Linked DNA regions of Mus musculus: all the other regions are linked to region 1. A link is a loop called in an ENCODE intact Hi-C map of the cell type or tissue named here. Cell type or tissue: gastrocnemius. All regions are shown on one strand.

What was found. Hi-C counts contacts between places; a loop is a spot of excess contacts. Peaks named below come from ENCODE experiments on the same cell type or tissue, not always from the same donor. Only the 100,000 strongest peaks of a DNase experiment are listed, where the experiment ranks them.
Region 2: it touches region 1 in a loop (4-fold over the local background); 18 of 42 quality-filtered maps call a loop at or near these places.
Region 3: it touches region 1 in a loop (13-fold over the local background); 11 of 42 quality-filtered maps call a loop at or near these places.

What each region holds. Positions count from the first base shown.
Region 1 is chr7:27,721,211-27,729,210 of GRCm38, forward strand. No RefSeq gene overlaps it. Among named protein-coding and RNA genes, the nearest start is that of Zfp60, 6.2 kb to the right of the region's middle. In gastrocnemius, a CTCF peak has its summit at 4,592 (motif pointing left); a DNase peak (open chromatin) is centred at 4,535; H3K27ac peaks cover 317 bases.
Region 2 is chr7:27,651,371-27,659,370 of GRCm38, forward strand. It overlaps Ttc9b (tetratricopeptide repeat domain 9B), which reads left to right and starts at 2,554. Exons shown (of 3, transcript NM_028417.1): 1 at 2,554-2,977; 2 at 3,542-3,724; 3 at 4,541-4,837. The coding sequence starts at 2,557. The coding sequence ends at 4,656. It overlaps Map3k10 (mitogen-activated protein kinase kinase kinase 10), which reads right to left. Exons shown (of 10, transcript NM_001290528.1): 7 at 7,651-7,804; 8 at 7,460-7,572; 9 at 6,482-7,162; 10 at 5,005-5,616. The coding sequence ends at 5,294. It overlaps Gm38973 (a long non-coding RNA gene), which reads right to left and starts at 2,862. Exons shown (of 3, transcript XR_881908.3): 1 at 1,880-2,862. In gastrocnemius, a CTCF peak has its summit at 3,397 (motif pointing left); DNase peaks (open chromatin) are centred at 2,547, 2,857, 3,379, 3,696 and 3 more places; H3K4me3 peaks cover 316 bases.
Region 3 is chr7:27,928,972-27,936,971 of GRCm38, forward strand. Zfp974 (zinc finger protein 974) reads right to left here and starts at 487. Exons shown (of 5, transcript NM_001374027.1): 1 at 324-487. In gastrocnemius, no CTCF peak of the experiment used is centred here; a DNase peak (open chromatin) is centred at 437; H3K4me3 peaks cover 1,218 bases; H3K27ac peaks cover 980 bases.

The sequences.
Region 1 (8,000 bases):
CATCTCGGGGAATAGGGGAGGGGTCGAGGGGGAATTTTACAAAGAACAAAGAAGCAGGCATCTGCTGACATGGGGGCCGAAGTCAGGCACCAGGCAACGGGCACTCTGCATCTTATCTCCGGAACATAGAGCCTCCTTGACAGCCTTGTGTGTCGGGCCAGGCTCAGGCGTAACTCATGTCCTTGGATGGCATGGGAGTTCAGAAAGAAATAGGGAAGAGGGGACTATAATTCAGCTTTTACAGCCTCAGGTGCCAGGAAGGGAATAGGGAGGAGGGAGTGATAACCAGCTCCTAGCACGAGGCCATTTGGCCTGTTAGGGAGATTGTGAAGGGCTCGCTTTCTCACGGGATGGTCTCTGACAAGGAGCCTGGAGAACCACCTGAGGCTATGGTGATGTCCCAGCCAGGCTGCCACCAAAGGTTATGTCTGGGTCTATGGCCCTATCACAGCTGGGGTCCATGGCCCTATCACAGCTGGGGTCCATGGCTCTATCACAGCTGGGGTCCATGGCCCTATCACAGCTGGGGTCCATGGCCCTATCACAGCTGGGGTCCATGGCTCTATCACAGCTGGGGTCCATGGCCCTATCACAGCTGGGGTCCATGGCCCTATCACAGCTGGGGTCCATGGCTCTATCACAGCTGGGGTCCATGGCCCTATCACAGCTGGGGTTCATGGCTCTATCACAGCTGGGGTCCATGGCTCTATCACAGCTGGGGTCTATGCAGGGAGCCACCAAAGACCATCTGGATGTCAGTGGTCTGTGCTGCCACCTGAGACCATGTTGATTAATATCTGGGGGCTGTACTGACACCAGGGTCAAATTGAGCTGAATGCCCTGTGTAACTAGCTGGGGCCATGGCAATGTCCTGGCCTGGGCTGCCACTGAGGGCCATGTCTGAGTTCGTAGTCCTGCTGCAGTTGGGGTCTATGGCCCAAGATACCACCGAAGGCTACGTGGATGTTCATGGTCTTGGCTGCCACCTGAGACCACGTGGATGTCTGAGGGTCCTGATGCCGCCAGCCTCACGCTGTTCGGGTAACTGACCTGTTCAGGTTCTCAGACCTTACTTCCCAGAGGTAATCATACATACCCGATACTAAAGAATGTTACTAATAAGCCAAAAAGTTAAGGTGTAATCACTTGTCCCCTGTTGTCTCAAATGTTCTGAAATTCCCGTCCACTACCCTCCTTACCTCACTCAGGACCAATCAGCTTAAAGGCGAGCCAATGATGGTTTGTCTAGTGAGCCAGAAATGCTGCACCACGTCACTGCTTGCCTTCGAACTTTTGAACCTGGGTTTTCCTATAAAAAGCCTGCCCTGAGGACAGACTGGTATCACTATTAGTTTTTCCTTCTTGTGGTCCTGGATGTTGTATTATGGTGTGCGATCAATAAACTATTCTTGCCTGACTGAGAGCGGTGCAACTATGATTTGTGTGGCGATTCCCAGACCCCAACAAAACTTAATATCTGGGATTCTAGAATGTTGGGTAGGGCATATAGAACATGGAAAAACTTTACAAAAACATGAAATTACAGCTACCATATAGTCTATTATACTCCCAGGTATATAGCAGGGGTAGAGGGGGCCACACACGTACAGCTCCATTCATGAAAGCCAAGCAGCATGCCTGTCATAGGAGGAATAGATAAGGAAAATGTGCAATACACACATCATGACATTTTATTCAGGCACAAGACAAGAAGAAATCATGCCATTTTGAAAAGCTGGGTGGACTGTGAGAAGCTCGGAGGAAGTAAACATGACTTAATTCCAAACTGCATTGCAGGCTGGAGGGATGGCTTGACGGTGAAGAGCGCTTCCCTACAACAAATCCCTGCTTCTGATCTATTGGACATTGACTTCATGGGGGCTGGAGAGATGGCTCAGTGGTTAAGAGCACTAACTGCTCTTCTGAAGGTCCTGAGTTCAAATCCCAGCAACCACTTGGTGGCTCACAACCATCCGTAATGAGATCTGACGCCCTCTTCTGGTGCATCTGAAGACAGCTACAGTTATTTACATAATAACTGTATGTAAATAAAGAAATCTTAAAAAAAAAAAAAAAAAAGAAACTGACTTCATAGAGTAAATTCCTTTTCTAGTTAGGGTGACTACCAGCACTGCCAGGATGAGGCAGTAGATTTGCTACAAGTTACAATTAGCCTAGTCCCTACCCCAACTGTAATCTGTGTTGGTGTGTGAAATTCTGACTCAAAAAAGAACATTTTCCGCTTAAAACAAAACAAAACAAAACAAAACAAGGGTTGGGAGAGATGACTCCATGGCTAAGAGCATTGGCTGCTCTTTCAGGAGACCAGGGTTCAAATCCCAGAACCCTCATGGCTGCTCACCGCTGCTCTTACCTGCAGTTACAGCGTTTCCGACATCCTCATACAGACATATACGCAGGCAAAACATCAATGAACATAAGCAAAATAAATTATAACAAAGATAAAAGTGAAAAGTCACATTAAGCACTTTCTTTGTTTAAGCAACCCCAGGACATTCTTAAAATAGGAATTCCTGGATTTTGACAAAAAAACCAAATCGTGTTATTTTGATGCCAGCCACATAGAAAGACGGCCAAGTTAAAAATAAAATTTGCCAGACACCCAGACATTCCACCCTGTTCGCTCGCCCAGCCCCAACTCTGAGGAAGGAGTGAGGAGCCCCTTCCCTCCCCAATGGCTTTGCCAGTAGTGCCACCCAGCACTGGGGTTTTTGCTCTGCTCAGGTGACAAGATAAAATGAGGTCCTAGGCCATCTTTACCACTTGTCTTTCCTTCTCCCTCCTCTTTTCTGTTTGAGACAAGAGTCTCTCTATGAAACCCTGGCTGTCTTGGAACTCACTTTGTAGATCAGGTTGGCCTTGAACTCAGAGATCTTCCAGCCTTTGCCTCCCAATTGCTGGGATTAAAGGAGTGCACCACCACTGCCCAGCTACTTAAAATTGTGTGTATGTGTTTATTTGTTGTGTGTGTGTTTCTCCATGTAAGTGTGGACACTTACAGATTCCAGGATATAGCACAGGCTGTCCAGGAGGTGAAGTGACAGAAAGTCATGAGACATTCAATGCGAGTGCTAGGAACCAGACTCAGGCCCTCTGTAAGTGCAGTGCTCGCCCTTAAATGCTGAGCCACTCTCCAGCCCCACCTTCCTCCCTCCCTTTCCTTCCTTCCTTCCTTCCTTCCTTCCTTCCTTCCTTCCTTCCTTCCTTCCTCCTTCTCTTCTTTCTGTCTGTCCTTCCTTCCTTCCTTCCTTCCTTCCTTCCTTCCTTCCTTCCTTCCTTCCTTTATTTTTTTTCTTCTGAGACAGGTCTCTGTCGCTCAGACTTGCCTTGAGCTCCTGGCTCTCCTGACAGAGTCTTCCTAGCTTTAGGATGCTGGACTTGCAGGCACTTCCATGCCCAGCTAAATAGGCATTATGTTTAAGTGTGTGCTTACACAGAATATTTGCGCATGTGAATTTTCATGTATCTTGCTTACTGTTTTGGGACAAGGGTTTGAGACAGGGTTTCTCTGTGTAGCCCTGGTTAACCTGGAACTCACTCTGTAGACCAGGCTGGCCTCAAACTCAGAAATCTGCCTGTCCCTGCCTCCCAAGTGCTGGGATTAAAGGCCTGTGCCACCACTGCCTGATTATTTTGCCAGTTTTTAATAGGATTCTTCACACTTTCCTTCAGTTTTGCTTTAAATTGATACTAATTTTTTTTTTTTACAGATTTACTTATTTTATTTATGAGTACATTGTAACTATTTTCAGACACACACCAGAAGAGTGTATCAGATCCCATTACACATGGTATGAGCCATCACGTAGTTGCTGGGAATTGAACTCAGGACCTCTGGAAGAACAGTCAGTGCTCTTAACCACTGAGCCATCTCGCTAGCCCATAAATTGCTACCATTGATGTTATTATTATTTGAAATTTTTAGAGACAGATTCAGCCTAGGCTAGCCTCAAATTCCTGATTCTCTTGCTTCATTCCTCTGAGCCAAGACTACAGGTATATCTGGCCCCACTCCTTTTGGAAGCAGGCACCTATGTCTCCGTGCGTGCATGAGTGCGTGCGTGCATGTGTGTTTCTGTGAGCCTCATCCCATGTATGGAGATCAGAGAACTATTTTGTGGGTTGTGTTTTCTCCTCCTCTACGTGGTACGAGGGATGGACTTTAGACCTCCGGGCTTGGCTGCAAGCATCTTTATCTGCTGCTTTATCTTGCTGCTTTCATACCTGGCAGTACCATCTTGCTTGTTGCTTTTTAATTTGTCTTCATTTTTTTCCCCCTGAATTTCCCTATTGAACGACTTCACAGTTCTTCAGTTCTAGGAAAAATGAAAAACAACAAAATGTTGATTATCCTCAATTCCCCTCTTCTTTTTTCTCCCTTCCAGGGATGGGGTGTGGGGTGGGGAGGGGGCGGTGTAGGGGATGGACAAAAACCAAATCTTGATCATCTTCTTGCCTCTCTCTCCTTTCTCTCTGCTCGGTGATCTCTGATGGAGCCCGGTTTGTGGAGAGCAGAGCAGCACTGAACCCTTCTCTTTGTTTTTATCTTTGGAACCCTAATGCCACCTGGTGGCCATGTGCAACAGCAGATTTCTAGATTTAAAAATGAAACAAAAAACAGTAAAAATTTATCTCATCCATTTTAAGTGGGTCAAGTATCCATGAGCAGATTATCTGGTGGTTCTGTTTTAAAGACATTGTCCAGATCTCCAGTCATCAGACCGCTTGACTGGTTCTAAGGGATCCCATAAGAGGGTCTCATTCCCACACCTGGAAGACAGTGCTGCTCTTGGCCAGAGGCCTCAGCTCTGCCCAGAGAAGCCTCCCCCTAGCAGCCCAGTGCTGTGTCTGATTACCCCAGAGCAAGAGAACCGCCATAAGGAAGGAGAAAGCTGACTCATCTATTTTTAGTGTAAAACGTTTAATTGAAAAACGCTCATTGGGTGTGGTGTGTTTTATTAAATATAAAAAGTAAATTTACTTTTATTAAATAGAAGTTTCTATAACTTCCCAGGGCAAACTGGTTAAATTTGGAAATCTAGTCAGGGGACCCCCCCCCCCCCCCCCCCGCCTTTCAGAGACCAGCAGCACGGGAACAGAGCGCCCAGGCCTCTCCTCCGCCTTGCAGGTGGTTCTTCTTTTCCATCATGAGCGGTCTCCAAGATGGTGGGGTTGGGAAACCCTCTAGTCCAGTCTCTTAGGAAACCTCATTTTTAGAACATTTATTTTTTATTATATTATATTTGTTTAATATTTTAAAATATTTTAATATTGTTTTAATATTATATAAATTTATTATATTTATATTTATTACATTATAGAACCTTTATTGTTTATTTTAGAACATTTATTTTTAGTTGTGTCTCCCATAAGAAATTTATTAGATTGGGTGGTGGTCTTGCACGCCTTTAATCCCAGCACTTCGGAGGCAGAGACAGGCAGATATCTGTGAGTTTGAGGCTAGCCTGGTAGAGAGAGTAAGTTCTGGGACAGCCAGGGCTATACAGAGAAATCTCATCTCTAAAAATAACAACAAAAAAATTTATTAGAATAATTATTTAATTTACAGATGACAGAGGAGGTGTGGCCTTGTTGGAGGAAGTGTGTCACTGTGGAGACAGGCTGTGAGGTCTGGACAGGGTGACAGTCTCTTGCTACCTGTGGATGTAGAACTCTCCTCCAGCACCACGTCTGCCTGCACATTGCCATGTTTCCGGCCATGCTGATAATAGACTAAACCTCTGAAACTGTAAGCCAGCCCCAATGAAATGTTCCCTTGAGCCAGGCAGTGGTGGCATACACCTTTAATCCCAGCACTTGGGAGGCAGAGCAGGTGGATTTCTGAGTTCGAGGCCAGCCTGGTCTACAGAGTGAGTTCCAGGACAGTCAGGACTACACAGAGAAACCCTGTGGAAAAACCAAAAAAAAAAAAAAAAAAAAAAAAAAAGAATTGCCTTGGTCATGGTGTCTCTTCACAGCAATGGGACCATAACTAAGACAGTAACTGAGGAAGACTTTGAGCCTCTGATCCTCCAGCCTTCGCCTCCCAAGCACTGGGATTGCACATGAGATCCACCACAAGTCTGCCTGCCACTGAACTCACACTTGTTCCAGGAGGCTGGACCTCGGGTCTCCCAGACTCTCGGCTGCAGGGAAGGAGGAGCCCTGGGTGTCAGGTTTTGCTCCCCTCACTTTGTCTGTCTGTGGAGCGGTGATCACTGTGTTCATTCTGCCCCCAGTGACAAGGGCTGCAAGAAAAGCCTCCTGACAACTTTTCCCAGCATTCCAATTGTCCAAACTGACTGAGTTTGCAGAGTCTGTCCCAGGATGCTGTCAGGAGTGACTGGAAGAAAAGTTGTCCTGTCCTCCCTACAGGGACAGGACACAGAACACTGACAGTTAAACTGTGAGGGGCCCCACACAAAGCCCCTGGGATTAAAGGCGTGCACCACCACTGCCTGGCCTTCTGACAGCTTTCACAGTTGATATGCTGTGCAATTTGACTAGGCACCGTTGCTGTTCTAGGTTTGTTCTACCTGTTACTGAGATTGAAAATGAAAGATCCTGACAGAATGTAAAAGGTCACAGAAGTCCTGAAATTAGCAAAATAGATTTCATTGTTAGCAGAACTAGCTTCACTGATTTAGAAAATTAGAGATGCACGATGCTCTGGCCGCTCCTAGAACCTGTGTGTCTGCCAATGTTTTGATCGTTCCTTGAACCCAATTGTGTGCCCACTGATGAAGCCAGGTGTTTGTGATATTGGTTGCTGGGGAAGAGTCAGAAAATCTCCCCAGCAACCACAGCCGGCCAATCCAGAATTGCTACACCTGCACCAGACTCTTTCCTTGTACCCCTCCCATACCCATTTCTTGAGAAGTCAATCCCTACAGGCCAAGCATTCAAATATGAGTCTAGGGGACCATCCCTAGTCTAAACACCACACACAAGAACATGAAACTACTCAGCTATAAGATATATGCAGAAGACCTAGGTCAGACCTCTATAGCTTTTCTGATCTCTCAAGTTCCCATGAGTCTCAGTTGACTGTGAGCTGGATTTGCTTGGTGTGTCTCTAACCCCTTTGATTTCTCCAATTCTTCCTCCCCCTCCTCTGCAGGACTCTCTGAGTTCTACCTAGCATTTGACTATGGGACTCTGCATCTATTCCCATCAGTAGCTGGATGAATTCTCTCTGGTCTTATTGATGAAGACTCTGCTAGGCTACAGTCAGTTGCTTAAATTTTTCTCATAGACCTACTTTTAATATAGCTCTTAATCTCTTTGACCTCTCTTCTAGCCCAATACCTACCCCAGGTAGTGGAAGAGAAAGGTTATTAGGGGGACTGGAGAGATGGCTCAGCAGTTAAGAGCACTGACTGCTCTTCCAAAGATCCTGAGTTCAAATCCCAGCAAACACATGGTGGCTCACAACCATCCATAAGGAGACCTGACACCCTCTTCTGGTGTGTCTGAAGACAGCTACAGTGTCCTTAGATATAATAATAAATCTTGAAAAAGAAAAGAAAGGTGATTAGGAATGTGGGAGAAGTGGACCTGTTTATAAATTGTTCTTTGGAGCAAATCCCATCTCTGTTGTCGGGAAAGCAGTAGTTCAGTTTACAGGAATCGGGAGCAGCCACTCAGCAGCTCCATCCACTCACAAACACTCCACGAATACACCAGCAGTCCAGCTCAGCAGCGTTGGCATAGCAAACATGAATCAGCAGAAACAGCCAGGTCTGCAATGCATTGTTGGTCTTTAGTCTTGGCTGATCGTCGTTTCTTTGAGTCACTAGGAGCAGCCAGGATCAACAGGGGTGCCAGGAGAAGGTCTGTGTTGTGCCTCTCTCAAAGAATTGAAGATCAGTCAAGACTAGAGACCAACAATGCATTGCAGAGCTAGCTGGGCAAGACCCTGTCACTGTCTGTTGGGTCCAAACATCTCCAAACATCATGCGTCCTCCACGGGTCTTGCC
Region 2 (8,000 bases), 70 kb before region 1:
CTGATTGAAGATCTATGATTCCATAAACACTAATACATTTGTATGTAAGCATACATCATATATACATAATATAGGGTCTTGCTAAGTAGCCCCGGCTGGCCTCAAATTCCGTTTTCCTGTCTTCGCTCCTTGGGTTCTGGGGTTACAAGTGTGCGTCACACTCTCGGATAATTCAATGTTATAAAAGATTTATTTATTCTTGTGTGTCTGAGTGAGTTTGTGTGCATTATGTAAATGCAGGTCCTCTCTGAGGCCAGAAGAGAGCATTGGATTCCCTAGGACTGAAGTTACACGAGGTTGTCAGTCACCACGGGGGTTCTAGGAACTGGACTCAGTTGCTTTGGAAACTCAGCAGGAGCTAACCCTGAGCCCTTTCTTCAACCCTTAACTTGATCCTTTTAATTGATGGTAGAAACCCAACACACACACATGCAGGCCTGTGCAGGTCATCAGCCTGGGGAAGTCTCTCCTATTTGAGGGCTGGAATGTAGTTGGTACACAAAGCCTTGAATCAGATCTCTAGTGCTGCATAAACTCCAAGCATGGGCATATGTACCTAATGCCAGCATTGGAAAAGGAGAGACGGAGATCTGAAGTGCAAGGTGAGGTTGGGGTTTGGGGTTTGTTTTTTTTTTTTTTTTTGGTTTTTCGAGACAGGGTTTCTCTGTATAGCCCTGGCTGTCCTGGAACTCACTTTGTAGACCAGGCTGGCCTCGAACTCAGAAATCCGCCTGCCTCTGCCTCCCGAGTGCTGGGATCAAAGGCGTGTGCCACCACGCCCGGCCGGTTTGGTTTTTTTTTAAAGATTTATTTATTTCATGTATGTGAGTACACTGTAGCTGTCTTCAGACACACCCAAAGGGGGCATCGGATCCCCATTGCAGATGGTTGTGAGCCACCATGTTGCTGGGAATTGAACTCAGGACCTCTGGAAGAGCAGTCAGTGCTCTTAACCACTGAGCCATCTCTCCAGCTCCCCCCACCCTTTTGTTGTTGTGGTTTTGTTTGTTTCTTTTTTGCCTGCATATGAGTATCTTGAAAAGAAATTCTAAGAGGATTTAAAATTTACACTCTTTGTTTGTGTGCATGTGCATGCTTGTGTGTGTGTGTGTGTGTGTGCATGTGTGTGTGCATGTGTGCGTGCGTGTGCATGTGTGTGCATGTGAGTGTGCATGTGAGTGTGCATGTGTGTGTGCGCGTGTGTGTGCATGTGTGTGTGCGTGCGTGTGTGTATGTGTGTGTGCGCGTGTGCGCGCGCGTGTGTGTGTATGTGCGTGAGTTTGTGTGTGTGTGTGCAGGTATATGTAGGAAGGGGTCAGATAACCACTTTGAGAGGCTGGTTCCACAGATGGAACTCACGTGGTGGCTACTGCTATGTTGCTGGCCCATAATGAACGAATTTCTTTCCTTTTCCCCCTCTTTTTTGAGTCAGGTGTAGCTCTGGCTGGCCCGGAAACCATAGAGTTCTGCTGCTTCTGCCTCCTAAGTGCAGGGATTGCAGGGGAGTGCCACCACAGCGCAGCCGCAGCCGCATTTTCTTGGTTGTCCTTATTGTACTGGTGGTCCTGGGCTGTCAGTGGGGACCCTTGTCACCTCCCCACTGGCTTTTCTGGAAATGGAAGGCAAGGGACAGAATGGCTAGGTTGCAGAGTTGCCTTTCCTCCAGGAAGTCCCCAGTCACACTTCAACCTAGAGCAAATGCCTCCTCTGACTTCTCCATGCTAGCCATGGCTCTCCTCCTGCGCTTCCCAGGATCAGCCACTTTGGGCTGTTACAGGTCTGTCTCTCCACTAGGCTGTGAACCTAGGAGATGTGGCTCTATCTAAATAATTCTTTCTCTCTCCTTTTCCCTCCCTTCTCCTTAATCTCCCACACCTACCTTTTCTTTGTAGTTCATGGCTGATCTGGAATTTCCTCGTTAGCACCAGATTAGCTTCAAACTTCTTTCCACTCTCCTGCCTCAGATGTCCGAGTGTGACTACAGGCAGGTGCTACCCCACTTGACTTCTGTTGTTGTTGTTTGTTTTTACATTGGCCCATCAACCCCCTCCCCCTGAACAGAAATTGAGCAATGGCTATTTGTTTATTACATAAAGAATCGATTCCAACGTATGTACTATTGTCCCGCACTATAGTACAATAGGTAATTTGAGGGGATTGTCCAAATCATAGAGTAATGAGAAACCAGTGTCTGAAGCCGGGCAGCTTGACTCCCAATCCTGTATTCTTATCCAACATGCCAAATGACTAGTGGGCTGAAAACCAGCTTTCCACAAAACTGATGTCTGCCCGCTCAGCCTTTTTCTTCTAGAAATCTCCGGGAGAACATGCAGTCGGGTGGGAGGGTAAGGACTGTGGGGACAAGGGAGAGGCGCCAGAACAACTAGACCCAGGCTGGTTTGAGGGTGAGCGAGGGGGAGTTTGGAGGGGTTTTTCTAGACCCATAGGGGGCAGCCGGAGACGGCAGCCAGAGATGTGGGGGCGGAGAAAGGGTGGGGACCGGCCCCGCGGGGGGCGATGCGGTAGCTGCAGCGGCGGCCGCAGGAGTTTCCCACAATGCAGCGCGGCGCGCTGTCCCCGGTGCTGATGCTCAGCGCTGCCCCGGAGCCTCCACCGCGCCCGCCTCCCGCCCTTTCCCCGCCGGGCCCCGGCTCAGCGCCTCGCCATGGCTCTGCTCGGTCGGGTCCTGCCCCAGAGCCGTCTGGGGGCCTGGCTGCGGCGCTCGACAGCAGCCTGCGGGCTGCCGTGGCGTTCAAGGCGGAGGGTCAGCGTTGCTACCGAGAGAAGAAGTTCCGAGAAGCCATTGGCAAGTACCACCGGGCACTGCTGCAGCTGAAGGCGGCTCAAGGGGCCCGCCCTGGCGGTCTGCCCACCCCCTCCCCGGGACCCACCACCAGCCCGGGGCCCGCCCGCCTCAGCGAGGAGCAGCGGCGCCTGGTGGAGAACACAGAGGTTGAATGTTACGACTCCCTCACTGGTACGGGGCCGTCGGGGGGCGCAGAGGACTCGGGTGAAACGGGTGGGTAGTGAGGGGGTAATCAGGAGGCTATAGAGCCTGTGGTGGCTGGAAGCTGAAGGAGTCAGGGCTGTGGTCTGGCGGGGAAGACTACAAAACTTGCTGAGGAAGAGAGTTGGGAGTAGATGAATAGGGCTTCTTGGATGGAGTAAGCAGGGGCTTGAATAATGAAACGGGCTCTGGACTTGGTCTTCTAAGCCCCACTTCCCTGACTCATTCTTTCCCCCGGTCTGCCACGCATGAGCCAAGGTTAGAAAGGCTTACCCTGCACCGGCTATTTCGTTCTTGGACCCTCCCTCTATAATTACTTGGGAAAACCTCCAGCTAATTGCTTCAGACTTGTCTGTCCTGCGCCCTCTAGCGGCGGCGCAGATAGCTCTTATACTAACAGGTTAGCTGATTAGTGTCTCCTGGTGGCCAGAGCAATCCCATATGCCCAGGGGAAGAGGTCAGGTTATTTGAGGTCATGTGAATCCTAGGGGATGCAGGCTGTGTCTGAGACTACAGGGTCTCTGCATCCCACAGCTTGCCTCCTGCAGTCGGAGCTGGTGAACTATGAGCGGGTGCGTGAGTACTGTCTCAAGGTGCTGGAGAAACAGCAGGGCAACTTCAAGGCCACCTATCGTGCCGGCATTGCCTTCTACCACTTGGGTGATTATGCACGTGCGCTGCGCTACCTACAGGAGGCCCGCAGCCGAGAGCCCACAGGTGAGTGGCAGGGCTGGGCTGGGCAGGGGGTTAGAACAGAGGAAACCTAGGCGGGAGGACCAGGGCAGAGCCAAGCCACCCCAGGGAAGTGCTGTTACCAGCTCCAGACAAGCTCTCTCTAGCTACCTAAGATTCCTCATACACTCATCCAGCACCCATCCACCGTCCCCAAAGGTATACTCACCTTGTTCCTCTGGCATTTCCCCAACCAACTCTCTTCATTGGGAATTGAACCTAGGGCCTCATGCATGCAAGGCAAGCACTCTACCAACTAGGCTACATCCCCAATGCTTTAGCCCATCCGTGTCCCTATCCACTCACCGACGATGGCCTTGAATATTTCTCCCCCCACACCCATATTCCTTCACTCCCTCCTGGTCACACTCAGCTCCTCTGTCACCTATGGCCCTCCACTCATCTGCTTGTAATGCTTGTTCTCTGCCCTCGGGAAGAGCAGTCAGGGTACTCATGTGTCCATGTGTGTGTAGACATGACACAACCCCATGGGGAGGGGACACAGCAGGAGCTAGATGTAGGGCTGTGGGAGCAAGGAGGCAAGATTAGCTTTCCCGTGAAGTGGTTTGCTGAGAACAGTTGTCACTTGGGGATGAGTGGAGGTGGGAGAGGAGCCTCTGCCGACAGAGCGACAGAGCGCGGCTGCTGCCGCTGCCACACGTGTGAGGTAGGAGGTGTGAAATCTCTCTGGGTGGCTGGTACAGCTGAGGTGCCGGGAGTGAGGTGCTGACTGTCCTGAGGACATAACTATCGGCTGCTGTCTCAGGACACCCAGATAATGTTCCCGTCCCTCCCCTGCAGACACCAATGTTCTCCGCTACATCCAGCTGACTCAGCTGAAGATGAACCGTTGCAGCCTCCAGAGGGAAGACAGTGATGGTGGCACTGGAGGCCCAGCTCGGAATGTCGTGGGCTGAGGCCAAGGGGCAGCCTCTACCTTAGTCCCTCCAACCCTACTGGGCACCTTCCCCTGACCTGCCCAGCTCGGAATGTCTGTCGTGGGCTGAGGCCAAGGGGCAGCCTCTACCTTAGTCCCACCAACCTCACCGGGCACCTTCCCCCGACTCATGCGTTTACTGGTAAAGCCGCTGCCACTGGCGCCTCCTTTGTGTGGTCTTATTGTGGGGATGAAGGACAGGTCTATACCTAGCTGTCACTTCTGCAGACACCCAGAGGCCCAGGGAGGAAATGTAGGGTTTAAGGGTGTCCCACTGTGGAGTAAATCAGCATCAGGGCCCAGGCAGGGGACGCACACACAGCCAAGCTTGGTAGGGGGCAGGGCTTACCTTTAATGCTGCGCCTTGTGCCAGATCCCCCACAATATTCTGTCCCTGAGTATCCCTGCCCACCCACCCTCTCCCCACAGCAGATTGGGCTCAGAGCTCCACAACCTGGGGTACAAAGGAATAAATTAAGTGTCCTCCCCTCCCCCCTTCCCCAATAAATAGAGTGAGTATCCTGCCCAGGGCCTCCCCCACCTTGGCAAATGGTGGGCTGTGGCAGGCCTGGGGCGCTACATTCATGGCTGCCCAGGCGGGTGGTGGTGGGCAGGTCTCAGTGAGAGCCATAGACCCCACATAGGGGCACTGTATTGTCCTGGCTCTGGCCCTCCATGTCCATGTCCAGCAACGTGGGTTGCACGCTGGGGGGCCCAGGGCTCTCTGGAGTGTCTGGCCTGCTTGGAGGCGAGATGCTGAGTGTCCGGCCAAAGGAGACCAGTTTCCAGGGATCCAGACGGGGGCGGCTGGCAGCAGGCCGGGGTCTTGGGGCAAAAGTGAGGGTGGTGGGGCGGCCAGGGAACTCCAGGGGCCGGCGTCGGGTAGGGAACAGGGCCTGGGGGTCGGGCAGTCGAGGGAAGTCCAGGGGGTCTCGAGGACCTAGGGAAAGAGGATCACATGCGGTGAGGGGTGGGGTAAAGGGCGCCGTTTCTATGCCAACCCCATCCTTGGAAAGTGGCTACTGGCTTCTGAGAGACTCTCAGAACTTGCTGCACCTGCTTTCTAGGAAGGCCACAGCCATGAGCAGCCCCGCACTTGGGTCTTGAACAAGTTCTCACAGTTTCCAATGGCTTGTTCTGGAAGATGACCTTTTTACATTTTCTGTGACAGGCTGGTCTGGAACTCTGTGTAACCGAAGATGACCTTGAACTCCAGAATATGGGGTTGTAGGATTGTGAAAACATCCAGTTTTATGTGGTGTTGGGGATCACACTCAACATGTTAGACAATTCTTCTACCAAAGGAGCTGTACCCCAGTTCATCTTTCCATCTTAGGGACAGAGTCTCATGTAGCCCAGGCTGGTCTCAAACTCTGAGTGTGGCCCAGGCTGACCATAAACTCCTGACCCCGAGTACTGGGTTCACAGTGTGTGCTGCTACTCCTAGCCTGCATCTCTGGAGTGATCGAAACAGCGCATGGCTGGGGCTGAGAGATTCAAACCTGACTACAGTGGCTGTAACCCAGAACCCAGGGCCTGAAGGGCACAAGTAATTCCCGACCACGCCCTCCTGACCATACTGCTGGCTAATAAGCAGAGAGGACAGTGCTGATGGCTACCAATGCTTCCACTTGCCATCATGTCACCTACCCTGTCCTCGCAGACATTATATTGACATTGCCCAATTTATCCTATCTCAGGCATCCCCAAGACCCACAAGGGGCCCGGCAATGACGGCTGGGGTGGCTCAGAAGGAAACACGGGTCAGTAGTCTGTGAAAGATTGCTTGGACAGGCCCCACTCACCGTGGTTGGTGAGCTCCAGAGGCTCCCGTTGTCTCAAAGCCCCATCTGATGGCGTCCGCCTGTGTCCACGGCTCACAGCGTGGGCGGCAGTGACGTGGGTGGGCGTAAGTGACTGCCGGGGGTCCTTCTTGAAGCTCTCCAACTCCACGTCCACGAGAGGATTGGTGCTGGGTGAGGGCGCGAGCGGAGAAGGCGGCGGGGAGGGGGCGGCAGGGGCAGCCTCGTCACTGTCAGAGCGCAGCAATGAGCGCGTAGAGTTACAATCCGATACAGAGGATAATGACACCAGGGTGGCCGAGGGTGCCAGACCCAAGCCTGGGGCTGTGTCTTCGCGGCGACCTCCGGGGCGCCCGGTTGGGCTGAGACCGCGAGGGAAGCGGCCGGGGCGCGGGAAGAAGAGACTGTCCAGCCAGCGCCGCTGCTCCTCACCGTCCCCGGCCCGTGCCTCGGCCACGTCGGCGCCCAGGCCCACCGCACTCAGCAGCGTGGCACAGCTTAGCAGCGCCAGGTCGCAGCGCCTACGAGCTCCGTGTCCTGGCCGGGAAGGGGTGACAGCCGGCGGCTCCCAAGGCGCCTGAACACAAGGAGAAGGCTCGGCGGGCAGAGGCACCTTGAGGTAGGACGGGGTGGAGTAGGGAGAAGGGGGCACGTTGTTGCCTTCATCTGCCTCCGCAAATTCTTCTGCAATGGGAGAGGTCTGTCACTCAGCCGACCCTGCCTTTCCTCACCTTCCCCTAGAATTGGTGGCAAGGACTTCTTCCAGTGACCTCCAAATAACAGCAAAACCCCCTCTCCAGGTGCCACTGTCGTCCTCAAATCTCTCTCTTTAAAGCCTTGCTTCTGAAAATGAGGGCGGGTCCCCAGGCCCATTGCTGCTATCTCTTCTTCTGGGCATGTCTCACCTAGGTCTGGGGGATGTCCCCTCAGGCAGGATTTCTCCTGTCCCCACCACTCCCCAGAGCACTCATACTCTCTTACCCATCTCGTTGAGGCTGGCGAAGCCTGGGGCCATGGGGGTGTGCTTAGGGGATTTGCCCAGGTTGGGGGCGCTCGAGGACCACTGCTTGCTTCCTTCCCCCAGGGCCTTGAGCCTGCAGGGGCACACAGGGAGATAGGGTCAGGGCAAGGGTTAGGCAGGTATGGGGTGGCTGGCAGCTATACACTCATACCTCTCCTCTCCTCCAGCTCGCTCCTTCTGCAAAGTGGAACTGGGGCCCCATGTCCTGCCTTTCTTCTTGCCCCCAACCAGTTCTTCCTTCTTTGGTGGCCCACTGCGGCTCCATGTTCCACTACCACTGCTGCCACCACAGTCCATGGGAGTCACTGCATGGAGAAAAGTGATAAGCGAGTCAGAGTCACAGAGAGGCCCCTGCCAGCCCAAGGAACTGTTCTGACAGCCACTCCTGCTGTGAGTCCTTCCCTAACACAGCACTGCTATCAGGGGAGGGCCTAAGGCAGCAAAGCAGCCAGCTCCTTAAGCTTTGCCCATTCAGGTCCCGAGCCTGTATCCTCACTCCCT
Region 3 (8,000 bases), 210 kb after region 1:
GGAATTCAACAAGTAACCACCCTCCTAGGTCACCCTCGGTGGCACTTTCAGCCCCAAATGCTCCTCCCAAGCTCAAGTCTGTACCTAGCCTGACCTCTCCTTACTGAAACTTAGTCCTCTGCTTTGGTTCCTGTGGTCGCGAGGGAAAGTTGGAGCAGAAAGCGACGCGCACAGAGCCCCAGATAATGCAGAGAGATCAAGGTGTGGACACACACACACACACACACTATCACATCAACAAACAGCGACCCTATACGACCGTCCGCACACGCCCACTCCCAGCCGGCTGCCTCAGGCCTTACTCCATGGAGACCGAAGCCAACCTGAAATTTCTTCCGCCGACCACAAAGATCGGACCTTCCGCATTAGCGGCACCAGAACACCAAAAGCCTATGCGCTAGTTTCGGCGTGGTGACCCTAAAAAATGCAGTTATCACCAGCAAAGCCCCCGTGAAGCCCGGCTCTTGGGGGCGGGGATGCCAGATCTGCGAGCGGAGCCCAGTGGTTTGTGGGAGTTCCCACGGGGGTGCGCGCTTAAAGGGGAGGCGCCCTCCTTTGAGTAAAAGTTACTTCCGGTTCTGCGGGGAACTGATTTTCTCGCCCTTAAAAAGGCAGGGATGCTCTAGATAGAAAATGTGACTGAGGACCACATGCTATGCAACAACCGTACTGTGTCTGTTAGACAGGCTAGACGATCCTCATAATAAAACTAGTCGCATTGAAAGTACTGTAATCGGTCTAAAAGCTAAAGTACAGGTTTGTCACATTAGATTTGAAAAGAGGTCAGACCCAGCTATCTGTTAACTTCAGAAAATATGTTAAAGATAAATACTCTAGCAGATTCAAAGTGACCATCTTTACATAATCAAAAGAAAACTCAAGTCGATTATAAAATGGAGGCAGATTTGGGGGCAAAGAACATTGCCAGTGATAATAAAGAGGCCAAGACATCAAGTGATAGTAAACATGGCTGGGCGTGGTAGCAATGGCTTTTATCCCAGCGATGGGGAGGTACAGCCAGCTGCATGTCTGTGAGAAGAGACCACCGAGGACTACCCAGTGAAACCCTGTCTAAGAACTAAAATACACTCAGATTATGGTGGCACATGCCTTTTACTCTTTTTGTGTCTGAGTTACCTCACTCAGGATATTTTCTAGTTGCACCCATTTGCCTGCAAAACTCATGATGTCCTCATTCTTAATAGCTAAATACTATCCCATTATGTAAATGACCCACATTTTCTGTATCCATTTTTCCATTGGGGGACATCTGGGTTGTTTCCAGCTTCTGGCTTTCACAGATAAGACCTCTATGAACACAGTGGATTTGTGGTATGGTGGGGCATCTTTTGGGTATATTCCAAGAGTGGTATAGCTGGGTCTTTGTGGTTGATCTATTTCCAAACTTCTGAGGATCCTCGAGATTGATTTCCAGAGTAGTTGTATCAGTTGGCAATCCCACCAACAATGTCTTAGAGCTCAGGCTCTAAGATCCAGAATTGATAAATGGGACCTCATAAAACTGGAAAGCTTCTGTAAGGCAAAGGACGTAGTCAGGACAAATCAGCAACCTATAGAGTGGGACAAAACTTCACTAACCCCACATCCTATAGAGGGTTAATATCCAAAATATATAAAGAACTCAAGAAGCTAAGCTTCAAAAATCCAAACAACCCAACCACAAAATAAGGTATAGAGCTAAACAGAGAATTCACAACAGAGGAATCCCAAATGATGGAGAAGCACTTAAAGAAATGTTCAAAGTCCTTAGTGATCAGGGAAATGCAAATCAAAATGACCTGAGATTCTACCTTACAACAATCAGAATGGCTAAGACAAAAAACTCCGGTGACAGCACTTGTTTCTACTGCACTTTTGAAACTTAAAGACTGTATCTATTTTTAAGATATCCCATAGGCTAATACTAGACCAGGAGTCCCCAGCTATATCTAGGTGACTGTTTCTGCAAAGCTTCCTGTTTTGTTATTCCACTGGCTTTTGGATCATTTATAAAGATGCTTAGCCTTCTGTCATGCCAATGTGTTCCGTCCTCCTTTCTCTCCACAGTGTGATTCTGGTCAGTCTGCTCCATCACAGTTCTTTTCTTAGTGCTACCCCTTATCCTTCATGGAAGTAAAATCAGATAATTGCCCTCCATTTTCTCCACAGGAGCTGTGTGGTGCTGAATACGTAACTAGAGATTAATGTCCACCACAAGCGTTTCCTTAGCTGCAGTCACTTGAATTCCTCCTGGGGTTCTGCAGGCCACATCCCCAGTCTCAGCTCTTTCTGCCTCTGTCTCCTGCTCTGTGTGTGCATAGCTTTCCCTCCTCCTCACACCTCTGTCTCCTGCTCTGTGTGTGCATAGCTTCCCCTCCTCCTCCTCACCTCTGTCTCCTGCTCTGTGTGTGCATAGCTTCCCCCTCCTCCTCTCACCTCTGTCTCCTGCTCTGTGTGTGCATAGCTTCCCCTCCTCCTCACCTCTGTCTCCTGCTCTGTGTGTGCATAGCTTCCCCCTCCTCCTCACCTCTGTCTCCTGCTCTGTGTGTGCAAAGCTTCCCCCTCCTCCTCACCTCTGTCTCCTGCTCTGTGTGTGCATAGCTTCCCCTCCTCCTCACACCTCTGTCTCCTGCTCTGTGTGTGCATAGCTTCCCCTCCTCCTCCTCACCTCTGTCTCCTGCTCTGTGTGTGCATAGCTTCCCCCTCCTCCTCTCACCTCTGTCTCCTGCTCTGTGTGTGCATAGCTTCCCCTCCTCCTCACCTCTGTCTCCTGCTCTGTGTGTGCATAGCTTCCCCCTCCTCCTCACCTCTGTCTCCTGCTCTGTGTGTGCAAAGCTTCCCCCTCCTCCTCACCTCTGTCTCCTGCTCTGTGTGTGCAAAGCTTCCCCCTCCTCCTCACCTCTGTCTCCTGCTCTGTGTGTGCAAAGCTTCCCCCTCCTCCTCACCTCTGTCTCCTGCTCTGTGTGTTCATAGCTTCCCCCTCCTCCTCACCTCTGTCTCCTGCTCTGTGTGTGCATAGCTTCCCCCTCCTCCTCCTCCTCACCTCTGTCTCCTGCTCTGTGTGTGCAAAGCTTCCCCCTCCTCCTCACCTCTGTCTCCTGCTCTGTGTGTGCATAGCTTCCCCTCCTCCTCACCTCTGTCTCCTGCTCTGTGTGTGCATAGCTTCCCCCTCCTCCTCACACAAAGATGCATCTGTGTTTCTTTCCAAGTTTTCTCTCCTGCTTCTGAAGGTGACTGTAGGCATGTGTTGAGAAATCCCTTCATCCCCTTCCCCCTTCCTTCCTCCACCCTCTTCTAGATCTATCCGTGAGTGAGCCACCCCTCTCCACAATGAACATTGATTTCCATACTTCCGTCATGTTCTTGTGGGGAGTTTTGGTTGCCGCTGTTCATTTTGTTTTTGTTTGATTTTGGTTATAGTCTTTTCTACATAAGATTTCTCTGTGTGGCCTTGGCTGTCCTTTGTGTTCCTCTGCAGACCAGGCTGGCCTCGAACTCAGAGATCTGTTGCCTCCGCCTCCTGAGTGCTGGGATTACATGTGTGTGCCACCATAATTGGCTGAATATTTATATTTTAAATATGTCAGACCTGAATCTACTGAATATGAAGTATGCCTATTGTAATTAGCGAGCCTGGGCCGCTGCCTTCCCCCCCCCTCAATGCTGAACGACCTTTAAATCCCAAGGAGTCCTGGATCGCCTGGGACTACATTTACTGAATGAGTGACGCTCACCCTCTTCTCTTTTCATTGTTCGTGTGTGTGTGTGTGGTGTGCACTTTTGCATGTATGAGTGGGAGTCAGTGTGCTCACAGATGTGCAAAAGCAAAAGATCAATAAGAAAGAAACGATTCCAAACAATGCAAACTAAAATGAAAATGTCACAAGAATACAATTGAGATCATTGTGTTGGCTAGTTACTCCTGGCATGGAGTCTGCCCTGAGGTGTGGTTGATATACCCAGCAAGACAATAGTGGAGAAATACAATTTTTCCATTGTCAGTGCATATTAACAACAGAGAGTTCACTTGTCAGAGGTCAGAGCCCATGTCTACTCCCCTCCCCCCCACACACACACCCCATCACTGTTGAGAATCTGTCTGGTGTAAACCTGTGCATGCTCTGTGTGCTGCATGGACTCTGAGAGTTCATGTGTGCATCATCAGTCTTGTTGTGTCTGTAGCCCTTGTCACTGAGGGCAGAATGAACACAGTGATCACCGCTCCACAGACAGACAAAGTGAGGGGAGCAAAACCTGTCACCCAGAGCTCCTCCTTCCCTCAGTCATGAGTCTGGGAGACCCGAGGTCTGGCCTCCTAGAACAAGTGTGAGTTGAGTGGCAGGCAGACTTGTGGTGGAACATGTGTGCAATCCCAGTGCTGGGGAGGGCAATCCAATTGGATCAGTAGTTCAAAGGCATCCTTGGCTACAGAATACATCAGAAAACTGCCTGCATTTTCAGAGTCTTACCAGAAAGGAAGAAAGAAAGGAAAAAGGGGAGGGAGGTGGGAGGGGGAGAAGGAAGGAGGAAGGAGGGATGGAAAGAGGGATACAGATACACAGACAGACAGACAGACAGACAGACAGAGAAATTGTCTGAGAAGGAAACGGGTAAACACTCTGAGATAAGCATCTGCAGTGTCCTGACCACAGGGCATCTCAGAATGCTCTGGGGAAGCCCCAGAAGGGCTTGGCTCTGATGATTCAGGAAGTTCTTCAACCAGGGCAGAGTCTCTTCTTAGCAACTCCCCTGCTGTATCTCCTTGATTCCTCCCTATCCCGAGCTTATCCCCGTCCCGCGGGAAATAAACACAGGACACACCAGATTCTTCCACGGTTAACTTTTACTTCTATATCATATTGAGGTAGACAAAGAAAGCTCAGAAAGTGTGTGGCTTAAATACTTTTGGTGACGTGTCTAAACTAGGACTGGTAGCAACACCCATGATCCTCATGCACCCTGGGGATAGGTTAAAGCCCCCAGGGGTTGGGCAAAAGCCTCGGAGATGGACTGGTGACTTTGGCTGGCTGTGCTCTCGCAGCTGCGCACAATGAGGTTTAGCACCATCTAGTGGCGGCACGTAGATTGCAGCCCTTTACATCTCCCCCTCTATAATTTATTAAAATGAGGCTGGTCTAGGCCTATGTAGTTACGTCCATCTGCTGTGGCCCCTGTTTTAGGTCGTTCCTCCAATGTCACAGCCTTACCCGTTATCGGGTAACCCTATCACCACCGGGCCCCATTGTCTTAGGTTGGTCTGTGTATGAGGAAAGTTGCCCGTCTTTGGATACCACAGTGTTGTGTGACTATAACTGCTAAATGGCCTAGGGTGAACTCTACAAAAGAGGCCAGCCAAAAATGAATTAGTGGAGAAATCATGATCACCTTATCACATGCAATGAGGAAACCTCAGCAATGTGCACGGACTGATCAATGATCGTTGAGTTTCTCTCATCTCAATGCAATGTATCCACAATTTTGTGGGATGCAAGGACAGAGAACTCAAATGCCAACTAATTCTTGAGAATAGATAGCCAAATTTCAGGGGAGGTGCCTTGCTCTATGGCAGCAAGTGCTTGAGCAATTACCACCTTGTCACGTTTCTGTTGAGATCTGAGTTTGCATACCAGCCATAGAAGAAACACTAGTCCACAACACAGGGTTGCACCAAACAGGCCCACTCCCACCCACTGTTTAAAATGTGAGAATACAGAGGACATCCAGGAAGAAAGTCCTTTGATTCCATCGATCAATGATGGGTCCACGCGCGTAGAATTAATCGTCATCACTGTTGTACGTAGCGCCTCAAGCTTTTCGTCAAATCCTTCAGACCAGTTTCCTGTAAGAAACAAAGACAATTCTTTAGATAGATTAGCTGCATGTGTCCAATTTTCATATTGGACACTAGTAATACATAAGGCTACTGATTTCTTATCACAGCCAAGCTGAGCCAATTGGAGCAGAATTTCCAGTCTTTCCTCCACCAGGTCAATGCGCTGGTTCACTATCATTAGCCCACCTTTTAATTGGGCACTGAGCACTGAATGTTGATCGATGGCTTCTGCCACAGAGGAGGACAACTGCTCGACAGTTGTACTTGACTGGACTGATGTTGCCATAGCAATTCCAGCAGCTGTAGCTGCCGCCGCACTGGCAGCCATTGCCACCACAACGGCTGCAGTGATACCAAAGTCTCGCTTTTGTCTGTGTAAGGTTATGGTGGAAGGGATCTCCACGGGGACAGGAACCCATCGTGGAATCTTGGCAAGCATTGCACGGCTGGCCCACTTAAGGCTCCAGCATTGTGACATCCAGCAGGTTTCATTAGTACAGGATTCAAAGGAACCATTGGAAAGAATAAACAAGAAAGGGGTGTACACACAAACTGGAGTAGGTAAATAATTAGTCTGCTTTATCAGTGTCTTATTAAATCCAGTGATTTCAGTAGTAGAATTTTGATAAATGGTTCTATCAGGTAACAGAACTTGATGAAACTGAGCAAATTTTGAAATACCATTAAAAATCGCTTTTTCAGCAGCTCCTCCTTGGAGGAAAACCAAGGGATTAAGATCTGTACAGCTACCATTAATCCCACAAAGTACCCATTTATGAAAAGGATGCATTCTAAAGTCCTGTATGAAAAGTCCCTTTTTCATAACGTATTTCTGCTCTGGGTCATCTATCATGTTGGGAGAAAAGGAAAAAGTTTTACTCTGATCTGCCCAACGAGTGACAGAGGATTGACAATCAGACCAAGGCAGGATCAGCCCTTCATCTTCCAAGCTACAATGAGGAGCCATTTTTGGTTGATTGGGACGTTCTTTATCTGAAAAGTTAGGTGGTAGAAATGTACCATTAACCCAAGTTGCCTCATGCCAGAAGGTCCGATTTGTAAGGGTTATATCTCTGTTGGAAGTGTCTTGGGTTATTTTCACCACGCCTCCTCGATACTTAAAAAACATTCCCAAAGCTCGGCTGGTGAGTCTGATACAATTTCCTAGTTCATAAATTTGGAAACAGAGAGAACCTCGTTCCCTTAAAGAGCGTTTTTCTCCCAATGGTGCCCAGATAGGGTCAAATGGTAGGTATGGCAGGCCTAAAGTTTTATTGGTCGTAAAAAACTTGGGAAAAACAACTGTATTATGACGAACAGGCATGGGCTTAGGGAAAGCAGACAGAATTGCCCATCTATACTCTCCAAATATACTAGGAACCCAAATCCACAGAGGTAGCACGAGGACTAGAGGTAGTTTCCAAGGGATCCATCTGGGAGTCATCTTCAGGTGTCGGAATTCTCCGTGTCAGTCGTTCCGGCAGCCAGAATGGGTTGTCTTCTTCCTGTGGGAAAACACAAACAGCTCCCCTGGATCTTATTAATATAGGATCCGGGCCTTTCCAGAGACCAGTCAAAACATCTTTCCATTTTACCATCTCTTTTGGCCTGTCAGGCTCTGAACAGTGACGTTCAGCCGCAGTATGGCCTTGAGCATCAAGGTTTAAAAAATTAAGAGTGAAGAGTGCCATAGAAACAGCTACTCTTGGCACTGTGGGTAGAACTTCCTGGATTCCCCCCTTTTGTTTAATAAGGTAGGACTTGAGGGTGCGATGGGCACGTTTTACAATGCCCTGCCCTTGAGGATTATACGGAAGACCAGTCAGATGAGTTACTTCCATCTGGCGACAGAACTGTTGAAATTTTTGAGAGGTGTAAGCTGGTCTATTGTCTGTCTTAAGGAGTTTGGGTTTTCCCCAAGCACTCCATGTCTCGAGACAATGTTGTATAACATGAGAGGCTTTTTCACCTGTTAAAGGTGTGGCAAACATTACACCAGAGCAGGTGTCAATAGAAACATGTAAATATTGATTTCTCCCAAAGGAGGAAAAATGCGTGACATCCATTTGCCAGACCTGTAATGGCCTGACGCCACGAGGGTTTATCCCCACATGAGGGACAGGTAAAAATTTACAACAATTGTGACATTGAGTAACAATCTCTCTAG